2 separate regions of the Homo sapiens genome follow, and region 2 is linked to region 1. Evidence: read pairs that join two places in POLR2A ChIA-PET (ENCODE). Cell type or tissue: HepG2. All regions are shown on one strand. Each heading gives the region's core, and the rest is flanking DNA. Links, peaks and the distances in the headings are about the cores only.

Evidence for each region. Peaks named below come from ENCODE experiments on the same cell type or tissue, not always from the same donor. Only the 100,000 strongest peaks of a DNase experiment are listed, where the experiment ranks them.
Region 2: POLR2A ChIA-PET joins it to region 1 with 7 read pairs; 2 of 35 experiments call an interaction of 5 or more read pairs at or near these places.

The regions. Positions count from the first base shown.
Region 1 is chr6:1,328,594-1,344,212 of GRCh38, reverse strand. All of the region lies in intron 1 of FOXF2-DT (FOXF2 divergent transcript), which reads left to right. Among named protein-coding and RNA genes, the nearest start is that of FOXQ1, 24 kb to the right of the region's middle. In HepG2, for the core only: a CTCF peak has its summit at 7,775; DNase peaks (open chromatin) are centred at 6,001, 7,792 and 8,642; H3K4me3 peaks cover 1,599 bases.
Region 2 is chr6:1,175,852-1,191,470 of GRCh38, reverse strand. It overlaps LOC124901532 (small nucleolar RNA U13), which reads right to left and starts at 4,953; the gene lies at 4,851-4,953. In HepG2, for the core only: a CTCF peak has its summit at 8,598; DNase peaks (open chromatin) are centred at 8,210, 8,580 and 12,760.

The sequences.
Region 1 (15,619 bases), core at 5,095-13,094:
TTATTGATTTCTAGTTTAATTCCATTGTGGTCTGAGAGCAGATTTTGTATGATTTCTATTCTTTTTAATTTGTTATGGTGTGTTTTATAGCCAAGAACGTGGTCCATCTTGGTGAACTCTTTGTGTGAAATTGAGAGAATATGTTCTCTGTTGTTGTTGGATGAAGTATTCTATAAATGTCAGTTCTATCTAGTTGATTCATGATGCTATTCAGTTCAACTATACCCTTGCTGATTTTCTGCCTGCTGGATCTTCCAACTCCTGATAGAGGGGTGTTGACATCTGCAACTATAATAGTGGATTTACCTATTTATTCTTGCAGATCTATCACTTTTGGTCTCATGTATTTTGACACTATGTAGTTAGTGCATACACATTAAGGATTGTTATGTCTTCATAGAGAATTGACCCATTTATCATTATGGAATGCTCCACTTTATCCCTGATAATTTTCCTTGTCCTGAAGTCTGCTTTTACTGAAATTAACATAGCTATGCCAGTTTTCTTTTGCTTAGTGTTAGTGTGGTATATCTTTCTCCATCCCCTCACTTTTAATCCATCTGTGTCTTTTTATTTAAAGTGGGTTTCTTATAGATGATATATAGTTGGGTCCTGACAGTCTCTCTCTTTTAATTGGTTCATTTAGACCATTCACATTTAAAATGATTACTGACATAGCTGGATGAATACCCACCATATTTGTTACTGTTTTATATTTGTTGCCCTTGTTTATTCTTTCTTTTTTCTTTTCTTTTTTGTCTTTCACTCTTTTTCAGTCTTCTCTGGTTTTAACTGATCATTTTATATGGTTCTATTTTCTCCTATTCTCTTAGCATGTCACTTACACTTTTAAAAAACAACTTTTTTTAGTGGTTGCCCTGGGTTTACAAAATATAGGTACTTATTCCAAGGCATTCTTGAGTAACACTATACCACTTCATGGGTAGTGCAAGTACCTTAGAGTATTCCCAATTCTCCTCTCCCATTTTGTATAACATTTCCGTCATTCATTTCACTTTTCCATAAGCTACAATCACAGAATGGCTTTTTGCTATTATTTTTCGAGCAAACTGTTATCTTTTAAATCAATTAAGAATAATAAAAATTAACCCGGGTGCAGTGACTCACACCTGTAATCCCAGCACTTTGAGAGGCTGAGGCAGGAGAATCACTTGAGCTCAGGAGTTTGAGATCAGACTGGGCAACACAGTAAGACCCCATGTTTACAAAAAGTAAACCAAATTAGGTACTTATGGTGGTATGCACCTGTAGTCTTAGCTACCAAGGAGTCTGAGGTGGGAGGATTGCTTGAGCCTGGGAGGTTGCAGTGAGCCTTGAGATTGTGTCACTGCAGTCCAGCATGGGCAACAAAGTGAGACCTAAGAAAAGTTTAAAAAACTAACCTTCACTTAATTGCTCTCTAATGTTCTTCCTTTCTTAATGACTTTCTTCCCTGTATCATTTTCCTTTTCTCTGAAGAACTTCTTTTTAACATTTCTTGCAAGGCAAGCCTACTGGAGATAAATTAATCTTTATTTTTCTGAGAAAGTCTTTATGTTCTTTTACTTTTGAAGAACAATTTTGCAGCGTACAGAATTCTAGTGTGTTGTTATTGTTATTTTTCTGTCAACACTTTAAATATTTCACTACACCTTCCTTGCTTGCAAAGTTTCTGAAGAGAAGTCCTGTGTAATACTTATCCTTGCTCCTCTATTGATAAAGTGTTTCTTTCTCCTTTCAATATTTTTCTCTTTGTTTATGATTTTCTTCTGCTTAAACAGGATGTACCTAATTGTACAGTTTTTGGTATTTACTCTGCATGGTGTTCTCTGAGCTTCTTGGCTGTAAAGTTTTGTGTCTGTCATTAAATTTGAAGCATTACCAGTCATTCTTGTTTCAAATGTTTCTTCTGTTGCTTTCTCTCTTTTGTCTCTTTCTCATATTCCCATTATGTGTATGTTACAGCTCTTGTAATTGTCCTACAGTTCTTGGGTATTCTGTTCTATCTTTTAATTTTCTTTTTGATCTTTACATTTCAGTTTTAGAAGTTTCTACTGACATATCTTCAAGTTCACTGATTCTTTCCTTGGCCATGGAGTTTATTGATGAGCTCATCAAAGGCATTCATTTCAGTTGTAGCATCTTTGATTTCCAGCATTTTCTTTGGAATCTTTCTTAGAGTTTCCATCTCTATGCTTACATTACCCATTTTTTCTTGAATATTGCCTACTTTTTTCATTAGAACCCTTGGCATATTAATTACAGTATTTTTTAATTCCTTGTCTGATAATTCCAATATATTTGCAATATCCAAGTCTGGTTCTGATGCTTGCTCTGTTTCTTCTGTGTTTTTAGAGTTTTCATACACATCCTAATCTCTTGTTAAAAGCCAGGCATGATGTGCTGGGTAAGAGACACTGGTACTGGTTCCTGAAGCTGTTTTCTTTCTTGGGCCTCTGCTCCAGTACAATGTGAATCTCTGTATTTGCCTATCTGTCTCTCCATTTTGGGGGCAGCAGTTTTCCCTGGGACTGCAATTCTTTGATGGATCTAAGAAGAGTTGTTGATTTTCAGTTTGTTTAACTCTTTTCTTGTTGTGAGGATGGAAGTGATGATCGCTTCCAAGCTCCCTACATAGTGGAGTGGAAACTGGAAATCATCTACCTATTTCTACTATTGAAGTTGTAGAAACATGAATAAACAAAATTTGTGACTAACGTATGCTTTTACTATCTGAATGTATACTTAGAACATTCTCTTGAATTTGTGTGTCATTTGCTGGTACAGGATCTTACGAGAATAGAGGATGTGGCATTGTGAAGCAATGCACAGAAATGAATGGCTTACAAAGAATGACTTGAAGACATGCTAACAGATGGCAAAGAAATAATTTAAACCTAGAGATGAGATCTCCCTTGGCATGCTTCTTGTTTTGAGGAAGAAGGAAAGACAAGAAAGTACCTTTATTATATAAATATCAAATATACTTTTTTGGAAGTATGATGTTCAAATTTGAACATTCTATACATGAGAAAGTCTTGACTAATACATGGTAAAAAATAGGGCAGTCACTTCTTTAGTACTGGCACTGCATGTTGGTTAAATAAAGTAAAACATTATATTTGGTAAGGTAGAAAACCAGTTTTAAATTTATTCATAATTCAGATTTAATTTTTTGACTAGGTAATACTTGCACATGCTGCCAATTCAAAAGGGACAGAGGCAGTGATGGCATGTCCTCTTGGCACTGCTGTCTCCATCACCACACCCCTGGAGTCAGCCAGGCCACTGGCATGTGTGTGCTCAGGGCTGCCCTCCGGGTATGATAACACACACACCTGAGTGCCTGTAACAGAGTGGGTGCCCTTCCCCCTGTGCAAAGGTACTATGCTGAAATGCCATTCTACATCTCACTTTTTAAATTTTTTTACTTAAAAATACATCTTGAAGTATTAAGGGAGGCAAAGTGATGAAGAGCAGGTACTGTGTGTGGCTGCAGCAAGTGTGGGCAGAATGGGGACTTTCAATCAACTCATCTGCAGACCATGTAGAATGGTGCCAAATTAGTGTGACCTCTAAGACCCCCAGCAACCTCATGCAAAATGTGAACCTCATCCTTCTGGCCAGTGACTACAGAACATGAACAAAATCCCACACCAAGTCCACACTGCACCATCCAAGGGCAAGATCTTACCCATGTCACACCGTGATGCAGCAACAGTAACCTTGAATTTGGAAAGAATTCCTGGGCTGGTTTTGATATCACCCTTGGCCTTGGAGGAAAATACGCAGCTGAGGCTAGGATTGTGCCAGCTGGGCGGAACACTTAGGTGGTAGCTACTGAAAATTACCCTCAGATAGAAGGGACTGCCTGCATCCTGACCTAAGCACGGTGACCAAAGAAGAGTGAATGACTCAAAGCTGCAGAAATCCCTTCAGTCGGCAGAGTCTGTTGGGGCAAAATCAGCTGACGTTGGTGTCAGCTCAGCCACGGACTCTTCTGAATGAATCACGGAGGAGGATCCTGCAAAATCCAGTATTCCCTGAGATCCTGGAGAACCTTTTGGGCATGGACTCAGAACTGTTGGGAATGTTACAAGTTCCCTGGCCTCCAGAACATGAGGGAGGGCTACAAGAAGTGAGGTTGGAGGGAAGGGTCCAGACGGCATGAGGCAGGCTGGGTTAAATTCATTCCCCACAGCAGCATTTCAATATTAAGGTGCACAGCACGATGACTTGACGTACATATACGCTGTAAGATGATTACCACGATCAAATTAGTTAACCCGTGCATCACCTCATATAGTTATCATTTTTGTCTCTTTTGTGGTGAGAACAGTTAAGATTGACTCTCTTATCCGCTTTCAAGTGTACAGTTCATTATTATTAACTATAGTCACCACGCTGTACAATAGATCTGCAGAACTTATAATTGCAAGTTTGTCCCCTCTAACTAACATCTCCCTAGTCTCTCCACCTCACTGTCCCTGGTAACCAGCATTCTACTCTCTGCTTCTATGAGTTAGACCTTTAATATAAGTGAGATCATGCGGTACTTGTCTTTCTCTGTCTGAATGATTTCCCTAAGCATCATGTCTTCCAGGTTCATCCATGTTGTCACAAATGACAGGATTTTCTTCTTCTTAAAGGCTGAATAGTGTTACATTGTGTGTGTGTGTGTGTGTGTATATGTGTGTGTATATATATGTGTATATATATATATATGTCACATTTTCTTTATCCATTAATTTGTTGATGGACACTTAGGTTGATTTCATATCTTGGCTATTGTGAATAGTGCTGCAATAAACATGGAAGCGAGCTGTCTCTTCAACATACTGATTTCAATTCTTTTGGTTGCGGATTGCTGGATCATGTGACACTTCTATTTTTAATTTTTGGAGAAACCTCTATACTCTTTTTCATAATGGTCATACCAGTTTTATTTGTCATTATACCTACCTCAATGAAGATGGAATAAAAGACAAATAAATCACTTCAGCCAACTCACTAGGCTGTAAACTTCATGTCTTTCTGCTTATCACTGTAGCCCTCTGTGTCCAGAATGATATCTGGATTAGCACAAACACTCAATGGGTATACATTAAATGAATGAATGAATCAACAGATGAGAGATGTACCTTTAAGAACAAACAAGTTTTAAAAGTGTTACAAATTTGTTCTTCCAAGTAGTTCAAAACTACCAATAAAATCTGTGTAAGTTCTGGAGATGGATGGTGTGGTGATAGCTGTGCTACGCTGTGAATGGACTTCATGCCACTGAATTGCATAAATAGTTAAAGTGGCAAATTTTATGTAATGCATAGTTTACCACGATAAAGTAAATTTACTTTTTAAATGGTAAAGTGCATAGGCATCATTTAGGAATCTTATTAACATGCAAATTCTGTTTCAGTAGGTCTGATATGGGTCCTGCCACTTTGCACTTCTAAAAAGCCTTCAGCCTGCCCACACTAATGGCCAAGGATCAGCCCGAGTAGCAAGACTCCAAATGAAATCTAAATAAAGCTGGAGATTTGTTTTCTTTTTTGTTAAATCTCTGTCTCCCCTACCTATTTACCTTAGAGACTGCTCTGAACCAATGCATTAAGAATTTCCTCCTTCTTCTTCTTATTTTTTTGAGCTGGGGTTTTACTCTGTTGCTCAGTCTGGAGTACAGTAGTGCAATCATGGTTCACTGCAGCCTCGACCTCCCTGGGCTCAAGTGATCCTACCACTTCAGCTTCTTGAGTAGCTGGGACTACAGGTGTGCGTCACCATACAAATATTTTCTATTTCATATTTTTTGTAGAGATGGGGTTCACCATGTTGCCCAGGCTGGTCTTGAACTCCTGGGCTCAAGAGATCCTCCCACCTCGGCCTCCCACAGTGTTGAGATTACAGGCCTGAGCCACCACACCTGGCTCCTCCTTCTTATTTGAAGGCTGTATTCGCTTTCCCTCATTTATTTCACCAGTCCCCTGTTTACTGATGGACAGTTAGGTGGACTCTCATCTTTGCTCTTACAAACCAGGCTGGAATGAATAAACTTGATCACAGGCATATTGCATGTATCTATGAAAAGATGTGAGTTCAAGTGCAGGAATGCATATGAGCACACTTTTGTGCTGAAAACTATGATTATTTTAATTAGTGATGACAGCAAAGATCACACTTTTTTGAAAGGAGGGTTTTATTTTTGACTCAGACTGAGCTGGCAGTCATCCGAGACCCTGTCATTTCTGCATGTGGTATTATTTAGCCACATTATCTTTCCCATCTTGTTCTTGTGCAATTGTTTTTCTGAAATCTAACTGTGGGATTGATTTACATAGCCTGTTAAATTCCATCTTGCTGGCTTCGGACTGTCGTTCTCACCTGTCAAGATAATTTTGGTTGTTGACTTTGCCATCTAATATTTCCCCCACCCGCCTGGGTTTATGCTATCTTCACATTCAGCAAGCACATTATTGCCATCCATTGGTTCATTTGGTGACTATTTATTGAGTGCACTTTGACATGCCAGGCATCTTTTTTTTGTTGTTGTTTTTGTTTTTTGAGACGGAGCCTTGCTCTGTCGCCCAGGCTGGAGCGCAGTGGTGCGATCCCGGCTCACTGCAATCTCCGTCTCCCAGGTTCAAGAGACTCTCCTGCCTCAGCCTCTCAAGTAGCTGGGATTACAGGCAAGTGACACCATGCCTGGCTAATTTTTTATTTTTAGTAGAGATGAGGTTTCACCATGTTGGCCAGGCTGGTCTTGAACTCCTGACCTCAGGTGATCCACCTGCCTCGGCCTCCCAAAGTGTTGGGATTACAGGTGTGAGCCATGGTGCCCAGCCACCAGGCACCAATCTAAGATCTGGGCATACAGCGGTGAACAAAACAGGAAGAAATCCCTATTTTCCTGGAGCTTTCATTCAAGTGTGAAAGACACATGAAACAAAGATAGGTACATATGGTAAACTCAGTAATGCCAAGTGCCGAGGAGAAAGATAAAGCAGAAGAGAGAGATAAAAGAGGAGAGGACTTTTTTTTTTTTTTCCCAATTTTAGATAGGGTGGCTAGAGAAAACCTCAAAGGAAGTGGTAACATTTGAGCTGAGATCTGAAGGTGTTTCTATCCAGTTCATTGGAAAACATGGTGGAAAAGAATTCTTTGATGTGTCCCTATAGGTCGATGTTAATCCATTAACTGGCACCTTTGGGTTACAACTGATTAATCCACGGAATTTCTCTGTAACTTAATTGTCTAACCTACATTTCTCTATGCCATCCTTGAAGATATTTTCGGATGTATTAGAACTGGATAGTCAGTGTCTGTGGTGTTTCCCTGATGTAGTCTAGTGAAACTCTCACACAGGGAAATGAGATTAATGTGAAAAGACTGTTTTTCTCTTGTCAACTTGGAGTCGCTGTTAGTGGTTACTGAGTGGCACAGCTGAGCAGGGCAGGCCGCTGTGGGCGAGTCAGTTTCCGTGGGCCATTTTCCATCTTTCTTGACCTCTTCTATAAAGTCCAGGCAAAAAGACCCAATCCTCTTACCAATGCTGTGGGAAATTAATTCTTTTCCCTAGTACACTTTGGCAAATGTAATTCTGAATAACAAACCACTCCTTTAGCTCACTCATTTCAGCCCAAACTGAAGGTGTGACCCTTCATTGACATCCCTCCTCTCTTGGGCGCAGCTGCCTCTTAGGGGTTGAGACTGTGTGCTGGCAGGTAGCACTCTCCAGCTGTCTTGCTGTTATCTTCACACTTACCTGCAGGCTGCAGTGTTGCCATGATTATCACCCAGCCCATGCACCAGGTTGGGTTTTCCAAGTGTACAAACAGGTTGGGTGGAGGTTTCAGGTAGACACTGAATTCATAGAGCAGACAAAGAAAGCATGGGAGGTTAGCTCTGAGTTCCAAGAATAAAGTAAAGCCAAGTGCCTTCATGAAGCCCCCATAATGTTTGTAATAAAGCTCACCACTGGGCTTTCTGGCCTCAGTTTCTTCATCTGCAGAATCCATGGGCTAGCCGTGATTATACTTAAGGCTAATACTTTACCCTGAATATTCAGGTTCTAGGTATATGCTTCATTAAAACTATCTAGGGCCTCAGAAGTTTAGAATTCTGATTTCGCAAAATTCTGATAAAAAATAAAATGTGTGAACATGAGGGCAGCAATCTTGGTAATAAGGAAAAGCCTGGGGTAGGGCTGGAAACCTCGTAGGCACAGAGGCCCTCCAAGAGGTCCCTTCCCATTGATCGGGCCGGGCTAGGGCAGTCACAGCGTGCTGGTCTGGTGGAGTTTATGCAGCAACACAAACAAGAAACGCAGCAGCAGGGACAGAAAATCCCCATGAAGTCTGCCTTCTGCAACTAACTCTCGGTCCACCCCTCTCCACATCTTGGTCTTCCCTTCCCAACCCCATTCACATCCTTCCAGGGGAGAACGTGCAAGAAATTTCTCCTTTCCTGCAAGCAAAGGAATCCAGTAGTGCCACCTTGGTCAGAATGGCCCTTTGTTCTGCTGTTTAATGACTAATTATGATGCTATGAGAGGCATACACAACTCTGGCAGAGCCAGGCCCTCCTGCTCCAGCAGGGCTGAGCGGCTGGAAGTGTGTAATCTTCGGAAAGCTGTGACTGCGACCTGGAGTTGCGTAAGAAATAATTACAGAATCCAGCCAGGGCTTGCTTCTTGCCACAGGCTCCAGGCTTTTACCCCCGGTAGCTTTACATGCTTGTTAATTTTTAAACTGTCGAGTAGTAGCAGAATATTTTGTAAGCTTCAGTAATGGTTGCAGAGTTCAGTTTGGGGCAAGGAGAGGAAAGGGAGGGCGGGGGAAGGAGGTGAAGGAGTGGGTCCCATTTGCTTCCAGAACAGTTTTGTCTTTCTGCAAGCCTTGGTCCTGTGGTAGGCCTAAACTTTCCTCCTTTACCATAGAAAAGGAGTTTAAAAACAAACATACAAGCCTTGTTAAAGTCTCTCAATTTTTAAAAACCAGTTCTTTAAAAAAAAAAATCCTTTGCAATACTCATTATCTTATAAAAGAGACCTCATGTATGATTTTAATCTTAAAAAGTAAGTAAAAAAAAATTCATGTAGCTTCTGGTTAGCTACCAGAATCTTAAGGAGAAGAAAGAAAGATTTTTATCTGTGAAAACTCCTGCATGCACTAGCGACAAAGCCTGATGCTCTAATCTGCTCAGACGGCCGAAGCTTCCAGTCTGAATCCGTGGCAGGCAGCCTCTTGACCTCCAAGCATCGGTCTCTTCTGCAAAATCAGGGCGCGTCCTCTGTTGGTCTGTGTACTTTTGTGGCGCCTATCACTGTGGGATCTGGGCTCAGAGACAAAAACATCAGGCAAAATACAAATTTGTGTATTATGGAAGGAAATGCCGTCTGGCTCCCTGGAGTCACCCTTGGCTTACGTGCAGTGAGGACTTTATCCCAGGGTGGTTTGCATATAGCCTAAGAAAAAGTGTGGACGAAACCAACCCTAGAGACTTCCTTGTTTTCATTTATAAAAGAAGCAACAAGTTAGTGTTTGTGAAGTTGGGTAAAATTACTTAAGTTTTAAAATGTGCTGCTAACTGTCTCCATTGAAACAGGTAACGGCCTTCTACTCAAAAGAATGAGGAGGTTTCTTCTCTCTTCCTTTCCTTTCCTTTCTCCTTCCCTCCTCCCTCCTTTAAACCTTTATGCTTTCCTTCCCTCCTTTGTTTTCTCCTCCTTTTTCTCTTTTGTATTCTTCCCCAAATAGTAAACTATGTTTGTCTTAATAGTAAAGTAATGCACATTAATGATAAAAATGACTTCTGCCAAGTAGAATACAAGAGTGTAAGGTAAAAGATAAAATGTTTTTCCAAAGATAAAAGACCTCTCCAGCTTTACCAGATACACAGAGGTAACTGCAATTTAAGTCTTTCTTAAAATCTTTCTGAAAATTTCCTCTGCACGTGCAAACTTTCACACAGACGGATATATATCTATTTAACCTTCACTGCAAATGGGGTCACACTCGATGTATTGTCCGCAGCACACTTCTCCTCACTCAACAGTGTATCTCAGAACCTTTCCACAAGAGCATAAGAATCCACCCATGCTTAATAGTCCATTGTGTGGTTTGTATCATAATGAATTTAACCAGTTTCTTAAATTGATATTAGCAAGTTTTCTCCCCCCATTTGGGGAGATTACAAACAATACAGCAAGACGTGTCCTGGTACCCTTGCACTCTTTGCACAGATGAGAGAACAAACCCTTAGGCTGAATTCTTAGCAATGAAATTGCTGGGTCAAAGGGTATGTAAATTTTACATTTTAATAGATATTGCCAAATTGCCCTGTGAAAAAGTTATATCAATTTACAACCCTATCAACATTATATGAACTGCCTATTTCCTCAAAACCTCACCAACTCCATGTGCTATGAAACTCTTAAATCTTTGCCAATAGGCAATAAATGGCAAATGATTATTGCTGTAATTCATGTTTCAAGTAAGGAAGACAACATTTTTTTGCATTTTATGGACTATTTGCATTATTTTCTGGAATCTGGCCTTGACTACTGTTTATTTTTATTGTATTTTTTTTTTTTAGTTTTAAAAATTGACTTTAAAAGCTTTATCATTACCTTTATTTGTCAGATAGGCCACAAATATGTTTCTCATTTGTCTATTGCTTAAACAAATAGAAGTTTACATTATTTAAAGACTCACACTTACCCACCTTTTCTTAGAAAGCATTTGGGGTTTGTGCCATGCACAGATGAGCCCTGCTTCTACAAAAAAGACTTAGGACTCTTCCATGCTTTCTCCCAGAGTTCTTATGGGCTCGCTTTACACATAGAAATCTTTGCTGTTTTAGACATGTGTTCTGGTGAATGGAGTGAGATGAGGACTGGGTTTGAGAAGATTTTGTTGGCTCCACATGGTTTTGCAAATCAACCTGCTGCTCCAGTGATGACATGCTGCTGAGGGAAGGTTTGGTGGTTCCTGGGAAGTTGAAAGGATCTGGGCAAGCTTTTTGTAAGATCCAGCAGAAGCTTACTCTCTTCTTCTTGCATAGAATATTCTGCTATTGGGCTAGGCGTGGTGGTTCACGCCTGTAATCCCATCACTTTGGGAGTCAGAGGCAGGCAGATCATGAGGTCAGGAGTTCGAGACCAGCCTGGCCAACATGGTGAAACCCCGTCTCTATTAAAAATACAAAAATTAGCTGGGCACAGTGACGCGCACCTGTAGTCCCAGGTACTCAGGAGGCTGAGACAGGAGAATCACTTGAACCCAGGAGACAGAGGTTGCAGTGAGCCAAGATTGTGCCACTGCACTCCAGCCTGGGCAACAGAGCAAGACTCTGTCTCAAAAAAAAAAAAAAAATTCTGCTCTTATTCTGGCTGACCTTTGAAGGAGGTCTCACAGAGTACAGGGAAAGATAGCAAGAAGATGGTGAGAGAAAAATGGAAAACTGAGGGCTCGTGGAGGAAAGGGAGAAACACAAACTTTAAATGGGATTAATCACTTATGTGCATAAACCTTAGAGCTAATAGGACCTATTTCTATTTTGACAATGTAAACATAGAAGACAGAGAATCACTGAGCTGAAAAAAACAATTGAGCAGATGAATTATCTTCATCTTTTTCCATCTAGTTATGCTTGAAAAGAAAATAAGGAGATTAAAAACTTTTTTGTTAGTCTCATTTCAATAACATTTTTGCATTGTATTTTTTGGTTTAACAGATTATTATTATTATTTTTTTTTTTGAGATGGAGTTTTGCTCTTGTTGTCCAGACTGGAGTGCAATGGTGTGATCTCAGCTCACTGAAACCTCTGCCTCCCAGATTCAAGCGATTCTCCTGTCTCAGCCTCCCGAGTAGCTGGGACCATAGGCGCATGCCACCACGCTTGGCTAATTTTTGTATTTTTAGTAGAGACAGTGTTTCATCATATTGGTCAGCCTGGTTTTGAACTCCTGACCTCAGGCAATCTGCCCGCCTTGGGCACTATGTAATCCCATAGTGCTGGGATTACAGGTGTGGGACACCATACCTGGCCAACAGATGAAAATTCTTATGGGAGAGTCAAGGCATCTCATTCGGTATACACCCTAGGTTTTTAGTGTTCCTCCTATAGTTTCTAAATGTGTGGGGTGTTTTCACTTTAAAGACCAAGTAAGTTAATTGCACTAATCAGTAATATCAGAGGTTTATATTTCTTGGCATGAATGGTATGACATGCATGTTGGCAAAGACCTATATGGCTTTGATTTGCAACATAAATAATCCTGTAGATCAAATTCCAGGTAATTTAGTTAAAAGTTACTGAAGGTATTTCCCCCCAAGTGTCTACCTCATGGTAAACTGTGTAATTTGTACAACAATTGTAGGTTGATTGATGAGGATTTGACTTCCTCATTAAAGGTTAAGGTGCACTTTTACTATTATTAATGCTGATTACCATTTGTTGAGTATCCACTCTGTACCATATACTAAATATTTACCATACTCAACAAATAGGTTTGGGTGTGCAGTATATATCTATATCTATATATAGATATAGATATATATAAATTAGAATTTCATCCTAATGTCCTACAAGGCCTGCAAGCCCAGGTCCATTGGATTTACCAGACCATTATATACACTAATTAAGGAAACTCAGAAAGCCAATACCGATTAGTAAGATGGACACCTGAAGCAGAAGCAGCTTTCCAGGCCCTAAAGAAGGCCCTAACCCAAGCCCCAGTGTTAAGCTTGCCAACAGGGCAAGACTCTTCTTTATATATCACAGAAAAAACAGGAATAGTTCTAGGAGTCCTTACACAGGTCCGAGAGACAAGCTTGCAACCCGTGGCATACCTGAGTAAGGAAATTGATGTAGTGGCAAAGGGTTGGCCTCCTTGTTTATGGGTAGTGGCGTCCGTAGCAGTCTTAGTATCTGAAGCAGTTAAAATGATACAGGGAAGAGATCTTACTGTGTGGACATCTCATGATGTGAACAGCATATTCTCTGCTAAAGGAGACTTGTGGCTGTCAGACAATCGTTTACTTAAATATCAGTAAAATATTACTTGAAGGGCCAGTGTTGTGACTGTGCACTTGTGCAACTCTTAACCCAGCCACGTTTCTTCCAGACAATGAAGAAAAGATAGAACATAACTGTCAACAAATAATTGCTCAAACCTACGCCACTTGAGGGGCCTTTTAGAGGTTCCCTTGACTGATCCCGACCTCAACTTGTACACTGATGGAATTTCCTTTGTAGAAAAAGGACTTCAAAAGGTGGGGTATGCAGTAGTCCTTCAAAATTGAAGAGCTTTAGACTTGCTAACCGCTGAAAGAGGGGGAACCTTTTTATTTTTAGGGGAAGAATGCCGTTATTATGTTAATTAATCTGGAATTGTCACTGAGAAAGTTAAAGAAATTCGAGATCGAATACAACGTAGAGCAAAGGAGCTTAAAAAACACTGGACCCTGGGGCCTTCTCAGCCAATGGGTGCCCTGGATTCTCCCCTTCTTAGGACCTCCAGCAGCTATAATATTGCGACTCTTCTTTGGACCCTGTATCTTTAACCTCCTTGTTAAGTTTGTCTCTTCCAGAATCGAAGCTGTAAAACTACTAATTGTTCTTCAAAAGGAGCCCCAGATGCAGTCCATGACTAAGATCTACCACAGACCCCTGGACCGGCCTGCTAGCCCATGCACCGATGTTAATGATATCGAAAGCACTCCCCCAAGGAAATTTCAACTGCACAACCCCTACTATGCCCCAATTCAGCAGGAAGCAGTTAGAGCGGTCGTCGGCCAACCTCCCCAACAGCACTTGGGTTTTCCTGTTGAGAGGGGGGATTGAGAGACAGGACTAGCTGGATTTCCTAGGCTGACTAAGAATCCCTAAGCCTAGCTGGGAAGGTGACTGCTTCCACTTTTAAACATGGGGCTTGCAACTTAGCTCACACCCAACCAATCGGATAGTAAAGAGAGCTCACTAAAATGCTAATTAGGCAAAAACAGGAGGTAAAGAAATAGCCAATCATCTATTGCCTGAGAGCACAGGGGGAGAGACAATGATTGGGATATAAACCCAGGCATTTGAGCCGGCAACAGCAACCCCCTTTGGGTCCCCTCCCTTTGTATGGGAGCTCTGTCTTCACTCTATTAAATCTTGCAACTGCAAAAAAAAAGAAAAGAAAAGTATGACATCCATTATTGAAATACATAAGGAACTCAAGCAACTCAATAACAAGAAAACAAATAACCCAATTTAAAAATGGGCAAAAGACATGAATAGACATGTCTAAGGAGACTTACAAATGGCCAAGAAATGGCCAACAAGTATATGAAAAAATGCTCAACATCACTAATCATCAGGGAAATGCAAATTAAAACCACAAGGAGATATCATCTCATACCTGTTAGAATGGCCATTATCAAAACCACAAAAGATAAATGCTGATGAGGATAGGGAGAAAAAAGAACCCTTGTACACTGTTGATGGGAATGCAAATTAGTACAACCATTATGGAAAACAGTGTAGAAACTCCTCAAAAAATTAGAAATAGAACTATCATAGGATCCAGCAATGCCATCACTGGGTGTATATCCAAAGAAAATGAAATCAGTATGTTGAAGAGATCTCTGCACCCCCATGTTCATTGCAGTACCATTCACAATAGCCCAGACATGGAATCAACCTAACTGTTCATCAGTGGATGAATGGAGAAAGAAAAGGTGGTATAAATACACAACGGAATACTATTCAGCCATAAAGAGAAGGGAATCCTGTCATTTGCAACAGTGTGGGTGAACTTGGAGAACATTTGGCTGAGTGAAATAAGCCAGGCACAGAGACAAATACTGCCTGATTTCACTTATATGTGGAAGGAATCTAAAAAAGTTGAACTCATAGAAACAGAGACTAGATGGTGGTTAACAAAAACCGTGTGTGGGGATGTTGGAGAGATCTTGGTCAAAGGGTGCAAAATTTCAGTTAGGAGAAATACATGCTGGAGATCTGTTATACAGCATGATGACTATAGTAAATTATAATGCATTGTATGCTGGAAAATTGCCAAGAGAGGAGATCTTAAATGTTCTCACCAAAAACAAACAATAAGTATGTGTTGTTGGGTATGCTGATTAGCTTGATTTAATCACTCCATAATGCATGCATATCAAATCATCACTTTGTATACAATCATATATAAAATAAAGAACAAATCAATCTTTAACCTGAGCCTGGTGCTGTACAAACCCTCAAATATGGGAGACCTGCCCTTCTATGATCCCTGCTTCATTTATTGTGGCATTAAAAAGTTCCTCTCATAAAGGAGACTATTAATCTCTCTCTATCTCACTCTGTCTACCTCTGTCTCCCAGAATTAATTCTAGGTGTAACTTTAGGTGATAGAAATGCAGAGTCTTCAGGATGAACCAGACAACTTTATTATGCTCTTAGAATTCAGGTTTATCAACTGTTCATTTCCATCCCTAAATAATAACAGCTAAATTTAAGTAGTGCTTACTATGTGTCAGGCACTGTTCCAAGAACTTTGCATATAATCACTCATTTAACCTTTACAAGAATGCTGTGAGGTCATTACTATTATTATCCTCATTTTATGGGAGA
Region 2 (15,619 bases), core at 4,800-12,799, 150 kb after region 1:
TCTTCCAGATGGTCTATAATCTGGGCTCACTTCAGAGTGGATTTCTCCCAAGGCCCCGCCTCATCCACTTATACGTATTCTCCTGCCCCATAAACAAACCACTTGGTGCTTGGTTGGCCGACCAGAATCCTTTGAGGTGTCTTTGGAGAGTTTTCTGACTTCTCATTCCTTGCCGATGCACCGTCCTGTGTAGGCTCCTCCCCGGCCCTACATGGCAGCCTGGCACCCAGGCCCTCTCAGTGTCTCTGGACACTGGCAGGCATGGCCGGGCTGAGCATCTTCAAGAGTGTTGTGGACAGGTTGTGTCGCACTTTCTTGGCATCTGCCATCAGCACTCAGCCTCAGCTTCTTCCCCAATTGTGGTTTTGGTTAATCCACCTGAGAGTCACCTTGGCCAGCATTTGGAACGGGAGGTAGCGACCTCCACACCAGCACAGATGGTATCCAGGCTATCTCAGAAATCCTCAGAGATGCCTGGAGCAACATTAAATTAGAGCTGAAAGGACCTTGGAGATAATAAATTCCAACCCCATCATTGTCCACATGAGGAAAATAAAACTTCCCTCAGAATCCCCACACCTGCCTCCTGCCCAAAGCTTTGATCCTCCTAACAGCCCCAGGTATTTATCGTGGAAGCCAGCACTGGCACCCAGGTGTTCTGGTTTCTAGCCCACAGTTGTGTCCTCAAGCCTTGCTTCCATCCTGACCTAAAGCTGTCACTGTCAATGGCAAGGGTTAAATGCATCCCATCCGCACATGGAAGAGATCGCTCCTGTGACTCCTGAAGCGTTTCCCCAGTTCAAGCACACAGCTTCAGGCTTACCCTGATTGAATCTTGGCCAGCTCACTCTCAACTAAGCCCCTGGTTCAGCCAGGCAGGAAATGACCTCATCAGGAGTGGATGAAAGGGAGCGTGACTGCTGAGCAGAGGAGATTGCTATGTGGCTGATGGTGCAAGACAGAGGCTTCCCAACAGGACAAACAGTTATTGGCTCTGGGAAACGATGTCAAATTCCCAATGACTCAAAGAGGGACAGATGTCTATATATCCATCCACAAACACTGAAAACCTTGGTTACTTTTTTCCTTCAAATTAGTTACTCACACTCCCCTTTCCTTATAGCATACCTTTCATTCCTTCTGAATGTAGAATGGTACAAGAGACAACTGATTTTCATCTAACTAGCCATTTGGGAAGATAATTAGAAAATAATGTTTGGGGAAGTAGCATATAGAATTAATTTTCGACATATGTTTACAGAGCATGAACTGTTTTATGTGCTTGGTGGATAAGTTCATGAACAAAATAAAGACCTCTACCCTTATGGATATATATTTTTTAAGAGATAGAGTCTCCCTCTATCACCCAGGTTGGAGTGCAGTGGTATGATCATAACTCACTGCAGCTTCAAATCCTAGGGATCAAGTGATTCTCCTGCCTCAGCCTCCTGAGTAGCTGGGATTGCAGGTGGGAGTCACTGTGCCTGGCTCCTCATGGAGTCATGATTTTTCTGATTTGATCTTGCTTGAGACATCTCCGTACCATTTCTGTGAGACCTGGTGGTATGAAATCGATAAGATTGTGCAGTTGGGCACTTCTCATCCATAACTGGTCATTGTATTCATATGTTCTCATGCTGCTATGAAGAAATACCCAAGTCTGGTAATTTATAAAGAAAAGAGGTTAATTGACACAGTTATGCCTGAGTAGAGAGGCCTCAGGAAACTTACAATCATGATAGGAGGCACCTCTTCACAGAGCAGCAGGAGAGAAAGAGTGCCAGCAGGGGAAATGCCAGACGCTTATAAAACCATCAGGTCTTGTGAGAACTCTGTCACTATCACGAGAACAGCATAGGGGAAACCACCCCCATGATTCAATTACCTCCCAGCAGGTCTCTCCCACGACTCGGGGGGATTATGGGGATTACAATTCAAGATGAGATTTGGGTGGGGACACAGCCAAACCATATCAGTCACTGTTGGTGATGCTTGGTTCTCTCCGGTGTCTCTGAGATTTATGATGAGCAATGGACAAATTGAACCAGGAGCAAGTGCAAGGCACATGTTCTTCAGAGCTTCACGGTCTACCTAGGACATCGTGGACCAGACTTCTCGACTGAAATGGAAAGGTTGTGCTGGTATTGCAGAAAGATTACAGATGAGGACCCCAAAAGCCCATCATAAAGTAAAATACCAAAAAGTCTTGTGTTTTATATTCAAATTTCCTGCAAATTAGGCATAGTCCTGTAAGTCATCCATACTTCAATATTAAAAACACTGGACTTGCTCTTAAAGTGAAAGAACATTTCTTAACACCCCTTCCCCTAAATCTTCAAGTGAAACTTGCTCTAAAAAGATGTTCTAGGTATATTGTATAGATTCTAATCTCCTGGTTTACCTGTGCTTATCTATAGAAGTAAAGCCTATTCTAATTAGAGAAGCATGGATGTCTGAATCTTTTACAAGACCAAATTCTGGGCACCAAAGTGAAGGGAGGTCTGGGTGAGAGTCATTATTCAACTTCGTCTGCTAGTTGTGTTGTCCCTGGTTCTGCCTGGGCCTGCATTCTCAGGATGTGTTCATCCTATAGGCAAAGGTGGAAGAAGCAAAAATTTAGAGCATTGAAGATAAATGAAATCCAATTATTTATCTTCTCAATATTCCAGCCTTCACTTACAACTTTTAGCTGTTAATTAGATATTTTACAAAAGTCTGTTTATTTTAAAGGCCCAAATGTTTGAAGACTATAAGGTCACTGTCAGTATATTTCTGGAGAAGAAATGTTTGTCTCTTGTCTTCAAGGTTGATGTTTATTAGTTTTCCCATCTAAAGACTAGGTCTGATGCCAACAAATCAGACTTTTTTTTCCTGCATCTATGATCAAGCACTTGAACATTTCCCCACGAATGTGGATGCGCCCTGGGTTAGAATTGTTTTCTGCTGTGAGCCAAGGCTGAGTTCCAGCTCTCATTTACCTGCAAGGAGGAGAGGGATGCAAAGGATCGTCAGTGGTGGAGAAGATGCCACTTTTTTGGCTGTTTTCCACAGCATTCAGATTCATATCTGAGTTCAACATGCTTTGTATGTTTTCCCCACATGCTGGGACAGGCCTGTTTTTAAAGACAAGGTTGAAGAGTGGAGAGAAGAGGCTTGTTTATGCACATGGTCATCAGTACAGCACAATCTGTCTCCAAAATGGGAAAGGTCCCCTCACTAGGGATGAGCTTCAGTTTTGGTCTGTCTCTGGATTCTCACCTACCTGATTTTCCACTCTTATCCCCCAATCTTGGGCCTGTCCTTTAACTGAAAGAAAGACACCCTTTTCTACCCTTTTGATGTTTCATCTGAATCCTTGGCAAAAGTATAGCTTATAATTTTTTAATTAAGATGCCTGTGTTTGAGAAGGTGGTGACAACTGAACTCCAGGCTCATCTGGTTTATCACATGCTCCAGGACAGGTTTGGGTCTGGGTTTCAATCAGGTCATAACATGAAGTCAGTATCTGTGATCATTGCATTATTCACAGGAGCAGAGGCTTGTGGAAATAAAGGGAGGCACTCCAGTCCCCAACACACCCAGTGTCTTTTCACTCTGTCATTGGACGGAAATTTCTCCCCACTGGATCGGGACTTGAAGATTTCGCGAGACTTGTTGCTTACCTTGCAAGAGATCGTCTTTCTCTTTGGCACCCTGAATAATTTTGACTCACTTGGACAAATAATTCAGAGTATTTACAGATACCACTTGACAGGGGATTTGCCAATACTTAGGCAAACTTTGGTTTGGTGTAACTGGTGGGCTGTCGTGCAAAGCCAGGAGGCTAGCAGTAGCTTTACTATAAGTTCCCTACCAAGGAGCAGTAACTCATTAAGTCCTTCACAACTTTTTCATTTTAGCTCCTGTTGAGTGGTAGGCAGCATGGTCCTGTGGGGTTGAGACTAGAGTCAGCTAAGTTTGATTGGGACAAGGATTGTGAAATCTGAGCCTGAGGCTCTCAGTGAAAGAGTCAGGCACAACACAGTAGAGAGAGGTCAAAGTCAGCCACGGGACAAATGGAGAGGACTGCAAATGACAAACTTATTTTGGAGAGATATGTGGTGTGCATTAGTAGGCATGGCTGAGAGTTCCCAGAGGCTGAGGCCATCCCTTTAAGGACTGAAACCATAATGTCAGCTGTTGTTGATGTTCATGTCCTACACACTGTTAAATATTGCTAAGCTTTGGGAGGAAATGTTGGCCCCATCATATGTCACAGTCAACCCGGGGCAGTCTCTGTTTATGCTGATGGTCCCAAGCTCATTATTAACAGCACCCCTTTCATTCTCAAAAGTCTACTTGTTTGGAAAGTGCCTGGTATGATCACACCAGATAAGGAAAGTGGATGTTGCTGCTTTCTTTTTACATATCAGAGATACCTCAAGCTTTGAGGTGCTCCTCTCCCAACTTTAAGGCTCTCTTAAAATATCTTTTTATATCTTTAATATGCTCACATTTTTCTCCACCTTCTTGAACATATGGAATGTAGTTATAACTGTTTTGATGTCCTTGTCTACTAACTCCTGCATCTATGTTATTTCTGGGTCTGTTTATGTTGATCAGTTTCCCTCCCGCTCATTGTCCATTATGTTCCCTTGCTACTTTGCATGTCTGGTAATTTTTGAGTGGATGGCCAGATGTAATTTTTATCTTGTTGGATGTCAGATATTTCTGTATTCTTTTAAGTATTCTTGGTCTGTTCTGGGACATACTTAAGTTGCTTGGAAACAGTTAATCTTTTTGAAGTTTGCTTTCAAGCATGGTTAGATGGAACCAGAACAGCCTTTGGTGCAGGGATTTTTTTTTTTCCAAGTCAGATGGGTGATGTGCCGACATCATAACGAGGTTTGAGGGAGGCACATCTCACACATGAGCAAAAAACCCAATCATCACACTTATGAACCACAAAAGAACCTGGTCTAGGGGTACTTTTTTCCTTTTGAGGGCACGACCATGTATTACAAGATTTCTCCACTCTGCTATGGGGACATCAAAGTTCCTTGCCCCTAGCTCAGGGATGATTCCACCCACTCACTCCTGATGGGTGCAGCTTCTTCACATCCACACCCTGACCAGTACTCAGCTGAAGAGTAGAGGAACCCCCTTTCCATCTCCAGACTCTCCTTCTGTGCAGGTCTCTCTGTGCAGCTCTCTTCCCTGTGAAGCTCTCTTTCCTCCATTACTCTCCTCTACGGGGTTAGCCAGAGTGTCTCCCTGAATTCTCACTTGTGTCCATAAACCAGTAGGCTTTGTTTAGATTCCATCTTTTTGCACCATCACTTAACTGAAAACGCTGTCCACCTGGTAAGCCGGGGCATCTCAGGGCTCACCTTGCTTGTTCCCCCTTTTCTCAGGAATCTCTGTCCTCTGCTGCCTCTTTTCCAGTGTCTGAAATTATTTAAAATTATTTCCATTTGTTGTTGTTTTTTAAGGTAAGAGGGTGAATCTGATCCATGTTACTCCATCATGGCCAGAAGTGCAAGTCCTGAGTATTGGGCTGTTTCAGCTTCTGTATCTTTGGGACTAATGCATTCTCTTCTCTAATTTCAGTGTCAATGTATCTTCTCCCTCTGCACTGGTTTTGCTAATGGTCAACACCTTAGCAGCTATTGCCTTAGATCCTCTTCTTTACCATCTTCTGTTGTTCTCTTCACTTGTTTAGTTCTTGTCTAGTTTCTCCTCTCATTCTTCCCAGCTTTTGCACAAGGTGGCTGGTCCTCCACAGATATCACCATCTGTGGGATCAGACCATAAATTTCTTTTTAGCAGATCCCACTGACAGTCCATTGGCTTCCACCTTCCAAATGTCCACATTTTTTGCCTGCATTTATTTTTGCAACAGTGTTCTGCCACTGCAGCTTCACCAGCAAAACAGCTATGGCCAGCCTGTCTGTCTGTCTGTCTGTCTGTCTGTCTGTCTGTCTGTCTGTCTGTCTATCCATCTGTCTTTCTATCATCTATGTATTGCCTATCTATTTCATCTATTATCTATCATCTGTCTATCACCTATCATTTATCTATACATCGTCTATTTATCAATCATCTATTTATTCTATTTGATCTCTGTATCTATCATCTATTATCTATCATTTATCCATCATTTATCTGTCCATCATCTATCAATCATGTATCTATTCAATTTCATCTATCATCTATCCATCATCTACTTACCAATCATCTATTTATTCTATCTTATCTATCCATCCACTGCCTATCTTTTCATCCATCCATTTATCCATTATGTATTTATCTTTCATGATTATTATTTTTACCACTGCTTCTCCCTGGCTGAAGTTGTTGTGCATGGAGGAAAGCTCCAGCAGGCTGGTGTCACTTTTTGTTAAGGGTTATCACCAGAGTGCAGTGCAGGGTGTGCCCATTTTCACCAAGGCTTTATGCCAGACACTGTTAGACCTGGGATATTTACGGATTAGTTTACCCTTCAGCTGATGAATCCATTTGTCCCTTTAGGCAATTAAATATTTCAGTTATGATCTTTATGTTATTTAAATCGTTGAGATCAGGCTTCCTTTTATTCCTCTTAGTTCCCTGTTGAAGTCCCAAACTCTGAAAACATAACAGATCATCTGTCTCTCACAATTGTTAACATAATAGATCATCTGTGTCTCACAACTGTTAAATGTGCCTATAAACAAACTCTCCCCGATGTATGGTGTCCCTTTTTGCTTTCCTTTCTTCTTTTCTAGATTAATTCATTCCACAAACTTTTATTGACCACCTATTATTGCATGGACTCTACTAGGTGATAGATACAAAGATGAGTAATCCATGTCTGTCTTTTGGGATGCTAGCTTTGAAGATGATCACAACCCAATATGGTAAGTACCACGACAGAGGGGCAGAGGTGAGCACAGGGTGCCACGAGAGGAAGGAGATGGGGGCCAAGTCCACATTTTCTAGCATTGACCTTACCTTATATAGGAGTGTGGAGGGGTTAGCAGGGAAAGAGTGTGACAGATATGGGAGGATAAGCACAAAGATGAGCGTGAAGGCCATTTGAGATAAAGTACGGAGTTTGCTTTGACTAGATTGTGGAGGCACAGGGTAGGAAGGACAAGGGTCAAAAATGGAGAGGGTGGGCAGGTAACAGATCATGAAGGATCTTATATGGCATGTGAAGACTTTTGGACTTTATACAGAAGTGTCTAGAGTCAGTGAGGTGAAAGGACCAGATTAGAGTGGAAAATGGATTATGTTGGAACAAGACTAGAGAAAGAATAACTGAGGGACTTGGTGTACTTGGTTTAATTCAGATGAGAAACAATGATGAACTAAAGGCACCACTGCTGGGTGGAGAGAGAGAGGGAGAGAGAAAGGGAGAAATGGAGAAAGATGAAATCAGGAAATATGCAAGGCAAACCTGAGAGAACTCAGTTGTAGAGGGAAGAAGATAGAGAGGAGTCCAAGTCCGAGGTGACCCTTGGGTCTCCAGCATGAATGGTTGTAAGAATACCTGGGCTATTCACTGGAATAGTGGATATTAAAGAAAGAACGTATTTGGACTACAAGATTATGAGCTAAATTTTGGATACTTTTGATATATTGAATTTGAACTGTTTGTGACATGTAACTGGAGCCATCTGAAAGCTAATTGGATGTATGGTTTAGCAGCTCAGTAGAGACTTTGGGAGTGATATAGCAGTCTTCAGCTTATAAAGGATAAGTCCAAAGGATGGTGGAGACTGGGGGTGGAGGCAGGTCACTCTCATGCAACAAAATTGCACTTGCAGCCTGTAATTACGTGCTTTCCAGATCTTTACTGTCTTATTTTCTTTTCTAAAGAGTTGTGAAAACATGACTTCTGGCATTGTCTGTCTTTGTCATTACATCTGATAGCTATAAGAATATTTAACAATGAATTAAGCAATTTTTACATTTATACTTTCAATCTGCGTATCTGCATTTTTTTCTGCTGGCTAGGGAGAAAGAAGGGTGTGCCAACTACATTCCTGCGTAAGGCTGTGTGAGGCGCTGCACCACACCCCTGCACACTCGGCTCCTCCAGTGGAAACGTGGAGCCTCAGTTATACAAGTGACCCTCACTGGCTTGTTGGGTGTTTTAGTTTTTACCCCGTAACACTGAACTTTGTTACACAGAATGTCCTGTGATTTCCCAACACAGTAGGTATCTTCCTGAGTTTCTCGACCGGTAGTTTCACATTGGTCAGAATTCCTCTGTTGGCCAAGCTTAATCTTACACATTGATTGTTTTAGTGACCTATTGATGTGAAGGTGGAGTTTTGGGACTTTACTCAGGTTTCTCAGTGCGGTGGTAGAAAATGACCTTGAAAGTGAGACAGATCTGGGGTTGATCCCAGCTCTGTGACTGACTGGCTCTGTGATGAAGGAAAGTCTCTAACCTCTCTGAGACTGAATTTCTATAGCTAAGAATCAAGGAAGAAATAAGGTTGTCATGGGGTTGTTGCAGGATCTGATGATACGCGTGAAGTGCTCAGTGCAGAGACTGAAACCTGCAGAAGAGCTTAATGAGCTGGTCATTGTCGATGTCATTTCTGTCATACTTACTCTGTGCTCTGGGGGTCAGTTTTGCTCAGTTCAACTAGCGCTTAGTGAGAACCTTGTGCTTTGCCCAGGCCTTGCATTGGTGTTCCTCCTTGGGGGTGGGGGAAGCACATTCTAAGTTTTAAGAAATGAATTAATATCCTCAAAGAATTTACCCTAAAGTTAAGTTAAATCGCCGTTATTTCCTACTTTACATTTCCTGTGGTACCCACTCCCTTCCTCCATCCAAAGGAAATATTTTAAAAGGATTTCCCAATCTTCTTTGGACTTTGGGAGAATTTTGGTCTACGGTGATGAGGCTTTCCCACTCCATGTTGCCATCTGGAATTCTTTGTTCAGGCTTTGGCCAGAAAAAACACCGCCACCACCACCAACACACTAACTTAGGAAAATAACATTTGGCAGGAACTTGGCAACAATAACCCTTTGTTGCCAGAATCCTTGTTCACAGTGTGGGTGGCTCAGATGGCACTTAATTAAATGTATTTCCCTATAAATTCTCACAGTGTGCTTATTTTCACTGATGTCTAATAACCACCCTATCTCTAAAGCAACCAAATTTCACAGCCTGCAAAACAGGGAAATCAGCCTGTGTAAATAACATATTGCTTTTGTTAGTACTCAGCCATATTCCTCATCATTCTGAGTGACAGTGGACTTATCTGTTATTATTTCCCACTGAATGCTTTGTCATTCAGTATTTTCCTACTACCTGGAGTGACTATATAATAAAAATAATACCTACTATTTTCAGTGTCAACTATGAGTCATGCACTGTACTGGGCATGTATTCATTATCTCAATGAATCTTCACCGTCTTTGTGATAGGTACCAGTATTCTCATCTAAAAGATGGGAAAAAATACAGTGACTCCATCTCCACAAAAAATTTTTTTAAACAATTTAGCCACGTGTGTGGCACACACTTATAGTTCCTGCTACTTTGGAGGCTGAAGCTGGAGGATCACTTAAACCCAGGAGGTCGAGGCTGCAATGAGCTGTGATTGCACCACTGCACTCCAGCCTGGGAAACAGAGCAACGCCCTGTCTCACACACAAAAAAAGGAAAAAATGAGGAAAAGAAGCCTGAAAAAGGTTAAATATTTTGCCCAAGAACGTACCACTGGACTGGGAGTGATGGGCCTGGCCAACACGGCAAAAACACGTCTCTACTAAAAAATACAAAAATTAGCTGGGCATGGTGGTGCACACCTGTAATTCCAGCTACTTGGGAAGCTGAGGCAGGAGAATCGCTTGAACCTGGGAGGCGGAGTTTGCAGTGAACCAAGATTGTGCCACTGCACTCCAGCCTGGGTGGCAGAGCAAGACACTGTCTCATTAAAAAAAAAAAAAAAAAAAAAGAATTTGGCAATTATTTTCAGCATTTTAAAGACACCATCCCATTGTCTTCTGGATTCTACTGTTTCTTCTGGAAGATCAGCTATCAGCATAATTGTTACTCCTTTGAGTATGATGTGTGCTTCTCTCTGGCTGCCTCCAGCCCTCACCCTCGGCTGTTTTGAAGATTCTCCTGTGTTTTTTATTTTCAGCATGTGTGCCCATGAGGTTTTCAGCAAGATGTCACTGTGATGTATCTCAATGCTTATTTTTTGCCTTCTGAATTTATTCTGCTTTAATCTTGTAGAGCTTCTTAAATCTGCAGATTAATGTCTTTAGCATTTTGGGAACATTTCTGGCCAGTGCCTCTGTAAATATTGTTTGTGTCCCTTTATTCCCCAGCCCCTTTTCCTAGAATTCTAATGACCTGTACATTAGACCTTATCACTGTGGCTTATGTTTTTCAATCTGTGTATTCACTTATTTGCGGTTTCTTTTTCTCCAAATTCTTTGCTTCTCTAGTTCTGAAGCCTCAGTAGTCCCGGATTCCAGGTTTTGGAGTGAAGCCTCCTGAACACTGAGTCTCTGCCTTTGTGTTAGTGTTGCTTGGGAAATAGCAGATGCTTGAAGGGGAGAAGCAAGGAATGACATTGGACTCACCTGTTGGGGGCTTTTTCTCTGGCATCGTTGCCCCTCCAGTACTGGCTGACTTGGTTATTCTCTGTTGTCTTTCAACAACGTGTTTTTTATTTTGTGCAGCTTTTGTAGTTAGGATGTAGTGCAGGACGGTCGGATTGATGCACGTCACTCCATCAGAGCCAGAAATGGAAGTTCTGGTTTAATAAGTTTGAGTTAGAAGTTCCGTTTCTTTTCTTTGGTCTCATTTTTCCTAGTCAGGTAATGAAATACATATTACAGAGGCCATAGTACTGAAATTAAAATTTTAAAAACTAGATTTTCATTCTAGAATCAATGGAAAATTGCTTTGCGATGATGAGCCTTCTGGTTTCAATTTCTTTGTCTGTAAAATGGACACGATCTCATCTACATCATTAGCAGGCTATTGTTTTTTTTTAAAAAAAGTTTTTTTTTTTTTCCTGACAAAATGCTCTCATTATTCTTCCTCATTCTTTTGTAAGTTAGCTCCACGGGGAATTGAGAAATGAATTCTTAACTAAAAACCTTACAGTAAGAGCCGGCGGCAGCAGTCATGCTTACACTGTGTCATGCCCGTGTTTACCACCTCCTCACCCTCAAAGAACATGGGGCAGAAGGGCGAGCAGATGCTAACTCAGTGTGCAGCCAGTCGGAGGGCAGTGGGGGTTCAGTTTGTAATACCCGTACAGGCTGGAGTCTGCACAGCATTCGGAAGAGATTTCAGGTATTTTCTAACAGGAAAGAGAAATGCGTGTGTTCACAGAGGTGACTCTTACCTACATGGAACACCTGCGCCCATTTCAGAAAACCACAGCGTTACGAGAGTGGATACGTGCCTGTTAATTTGAGCACTGCTAAGTACATAAATAGATGATCCGTTAATGTACACAGCTTGGTCGTCTCAGTAAGCCAGAATTGAGTCAACCTTTTTCCAGGTTAACCTAATCTAAAAATAACACTTTCATCTCTTATTAATAGGCTAGTTGTTATCTAATGTTTTGCTGTGGGTTCAGGGTTCCAGAATAAATCATGCTTTGATTACAGGGTGGATCAAGTTAACGTTGACTTACTCAGGATGAGGCTGGGCAGAGCTGTGGCCTGTCCCAAGTCTCATCTAAGACAGAACTCATCAAATCCTAGGTCTTGTTTATGTCATGCAGGAGAAGGTACAGAAATGCTTGTATTTTATCTGGCAAGAGGCACAGTGTGGCTGGAGCAGGGGAGGGAACAAAGCATCTAAAAATATTCTTTCTTGCTTTTAGTCCTAGTAAGAGATTTTGTCCCATTATTAATCCAAGTTATGAACTAGAAGGATTAACCCCAGGGGCAGGTACACATCTTAGGTCCACTGGTCCTCCATTCGCTTAAAAACCCCTCCAGGTTCAAGGTCTCTACTTCATTTCCATCTTGACAAAGTCTTGTGGACTTTTTTTTTTTTTGAGACAGAGCTATTGCCCAGGTTGGAGTGCAGTGGTGCGATCTCAGCTCACTGCAACTTCTGCTGCCCAGGTTCGAGCAATTCTCCTGCCTCAGCCTCCCGAGTAGCTGGGATTACAGGTGCCTGCCACCGTGCCCAGCTAATTTTTGTATTTTCAGTAGAGACAGGGTTTCACCATCTTGGCCAGGCTGGTCTTGAACTTCTGACCTTGTGATCCACCCACCTCGGCCTCCCAAAGTACTGGGATTACAGGCATGAGCCACCACTCCCAGCCCTTTTTGGGGGTTTTAAGAGACATTTCAGAGTATCTAAGTTACTGTCATTTTATTTTGAAATTACACAGGTAAGAAAGAGAGCAGGAAGCAGCCCCAAGAGTGGCCTGGCTTGGCCTCAGGCAGGGAGGCATGCTATATAGGACATGAGACATCTAGGGATCAGGTGATCTTGTCATCCACTCAGCAGTGGGTGACACTTTCTACACTGAGCTCCAACATCATGGTCAAGAGCTCCCTGATGTCTTTCCTTCTTAATCTCCTGCTACTGCTGCCAGACATCTCCCTATTCTTAAATCATTCTCTAAACACAGATTAACTGAACACCTACCCATGAGCCCATGATGGCTCTGGGTAGCTGGGATTCACGGGAACACATCCAAGTTGGTGTTCTTTCTGCAGTGTGCTTCTGCTTGCTGATATCCTCTGAGGTTCATGGGTTCTGTCCGCTGCCTTTGCTGTGTTTCGCAACTGTCTGCCTCTACAGGTAGCACAAACACTGCAACCCAGAGCATGTGGTGGTTCCTGCCAGTCTGTCATCTGTATTAAGCACTCACATTGAGTGGAGCTCTTATTCCAGGCTCTCTTCTGGATCATACTTGGGCCAGACACCAATATTTGGTCTAGTTCACTGTGGCCAGGATAGCAAGGTCTCCAAAGTAACTATGGTGACTTATACCTCAGGAGACCCTGACCAGGAGGCTCTGAGGGTGAGATGTGACGGGTGCTCTCCAGAAAGTGTCCATTTACACCATACATAGCTTGTCCAGCATGGTAGTGATCATTATCCAGACAACATGGAGCCAAGCGTGTATCATAATATAGAACCATCCCACCTATGTATCTGAACTGAGCAAACAAATTTAAAAAGTTAAATATCCAACTCTCTTTTAGGTTCCCTTCTGACAACAGCAAGGGCTTCTAATGTGAATGAGGCTCAGGGGAATCTGCTAGCTATCTCTGGCTTCCCTGGCACCATGCAAAGACATGCTCCTGTAGAAGAGAATATTGAAAGCCATCCAGACCCCAGCTGTAGCAGCACTGGAAGCCAGAATGGTTTTCTCATGGAGAATTCCTGAAGGACCTCCTATTGAGCTCACCTGAGTGACATGGAAGGATGACATGTGGGACAATCGGAGTGAACCTGGGGTGGTGAGAACACTGCAGGCATCCAGTGGATTCCTTTAAAGCAGGTTGCTCAACTGTGGTCCTGTTGACGTTTCGGCTGGGTGATTCTCCACTGTGGGGCCTAACCTGGATGTTGTAGGATGGTTGGGGGCATCTCTGGCCCCCAACCACCACGTGCCAGGAACATCCAGTGCTCATCCCCAATGTCTCCAGACACTGCCCAGGGTCCGAGTGCCATCACTTTCAACTGAGAATCACTGCTTAGAGGGAAGCAATTTGTGGATGAGAAGCATGCAGGCTGTGACTCACAATTTCAAACCAATGAAGTTCAACCTCAGACTGTTGCAAAAAAAAGTACTCCGCACTCACCAACAGTCAACATAATTTCATTCAGCCAAATCTTGTGTATTTGCTAGTAAACTGTGCACCGAGTGAATTATTTGCAGCATTATTTAAGACCCTGAATTAACATTATCTAACATGTTTGGAAGCAGGGCAGCCCTCAAATCTCTGGTTAATGTGATTTCAGGAAAACATAAATAGGTTCATAGTGTTTTACAGACCAGAGTGGGTCAAAATTGAGGAAGAAAATCTGCTACCAGAAATCTATGCAATTAAGGAAGCTACCTGTGACTGACTGCAGAAAAGCTCTCACGACGTGGGACAGGGAACATATGAGCTGGAAGCAAACCTAGGGAAAACAGATTCTGGATTTCTCATGTGTGTGGGGCTGAGCAGGAGGGAGACTTGGGCTTGTAGGGAGCCAGGAGCTCTGGAGAGGGGATGGAGGCAGAAAGAGCAACCCTCGGATGTGGAATTTGGGTGGGCTGTGGCTGTGAGTGAGCAGGTGGAGCCTGGAACAGAGGTTCCTGTAACCAGTCTCCCTTGCAAGAGAGCTGGGTTTGTCGGGGGAAACCAAGGTCTATTTCCCTTCATCTACCTCTCCCACGCCAGGAAGCAGAGCAAAATCACACATGTAACCCTGCAACTAGACCCCCGGGCTGTGTCTTACCCATTTTTCATCCTCTGTACCTAGCACGGTGCCTGGCACAGAGGAGGCACTCAAGGGGCACTGGACTGAACCCAGTGGCTTCAGAACAGCTCCCAGGAGAAGCTGGAGTGACTCCATTCAAAGGGCACTGGAAAGATGCCTGGAGTCCTTTTCTACCCAGGCACAAGCCTTTTCTTTATTGCCCAACTCTGATGCCTGAGGTAAAGCAATAGCATGACTGAATGTCTTTCACATTAGAGTGTAATTTATCCACATCAGCCGCAGCCTTTGATCTCACCAAGCTGAGAGAGGAGAGAAGTGATGAGGCGTACAATGTGTACGAGGTGAGTGAGGTGTATGTGGGCTGCAGCAGCTGAAGGGAGGGAAGGGCCAGGAGGCTGCGGGTGTAGATAGAACGTTCCCGTTGGGACTTGGAGGCCCTTGGCCAGCACATACAACCCAGGAGGAGAGATCTGAGACTTGGTCTTGCCATGGTGGGCCATGTTTTAGTATTGTCTGCGTTATCTGCTGGGGATAACAGAGCTTCCTACAGGCTCCTTGAGAAGTGCTTGTGAACCTCTCTATAGTCGAGGCTTGTGGGCCGTCTTGTTATGCCCTAAGCCTGGATCCGCTTGCAGGTTGCTCTCAGATGAACCTGAGTGATGGCCTGTCTTTTGTGGGTCTGCTTTTCGGGACATGAAGGCCAAGAAATGATTGTTCTGGACTGCATTTGTTTTGTTCGATGAACACAGACTTGGACCTTGTTTTTCTTGACTGTCACTGTCTCAAAGGTTTTAATCAAAGGCTATTTGGAAATCATGCCAGCTAATTAATGTTGATGAGGCAACAAGGGTGACTCTTCCTTAGTGCCTTAAACCTTTCACCTGAAACACAAACATGCCACATTGGAGCTTTAATTGTCAAGGAAGATGAAAAGTATACCAAACCATTTGCTGGGCAAAGGCCTCCTGTTGATATAGGCAGCAGGAACCCACAGGCTTGTGCAATGCAGGCTTGTAGCTGCAGATCCATTTCTCCCCAAGCACGCTGCCCCATTGAAAGTGGGTAAGTGATGCGTCTGATCTCTAGCAAGCTCCACCGGGAGAGCACTGAAATCTTAGCCAAGTAGCCCTGTCTCTCCGTTGTTTTCATGGAAAGCCCTACTAAAAATCAGACTGCACAGAGTTCCTCTCTTGAATCAAAACTTGCAAGA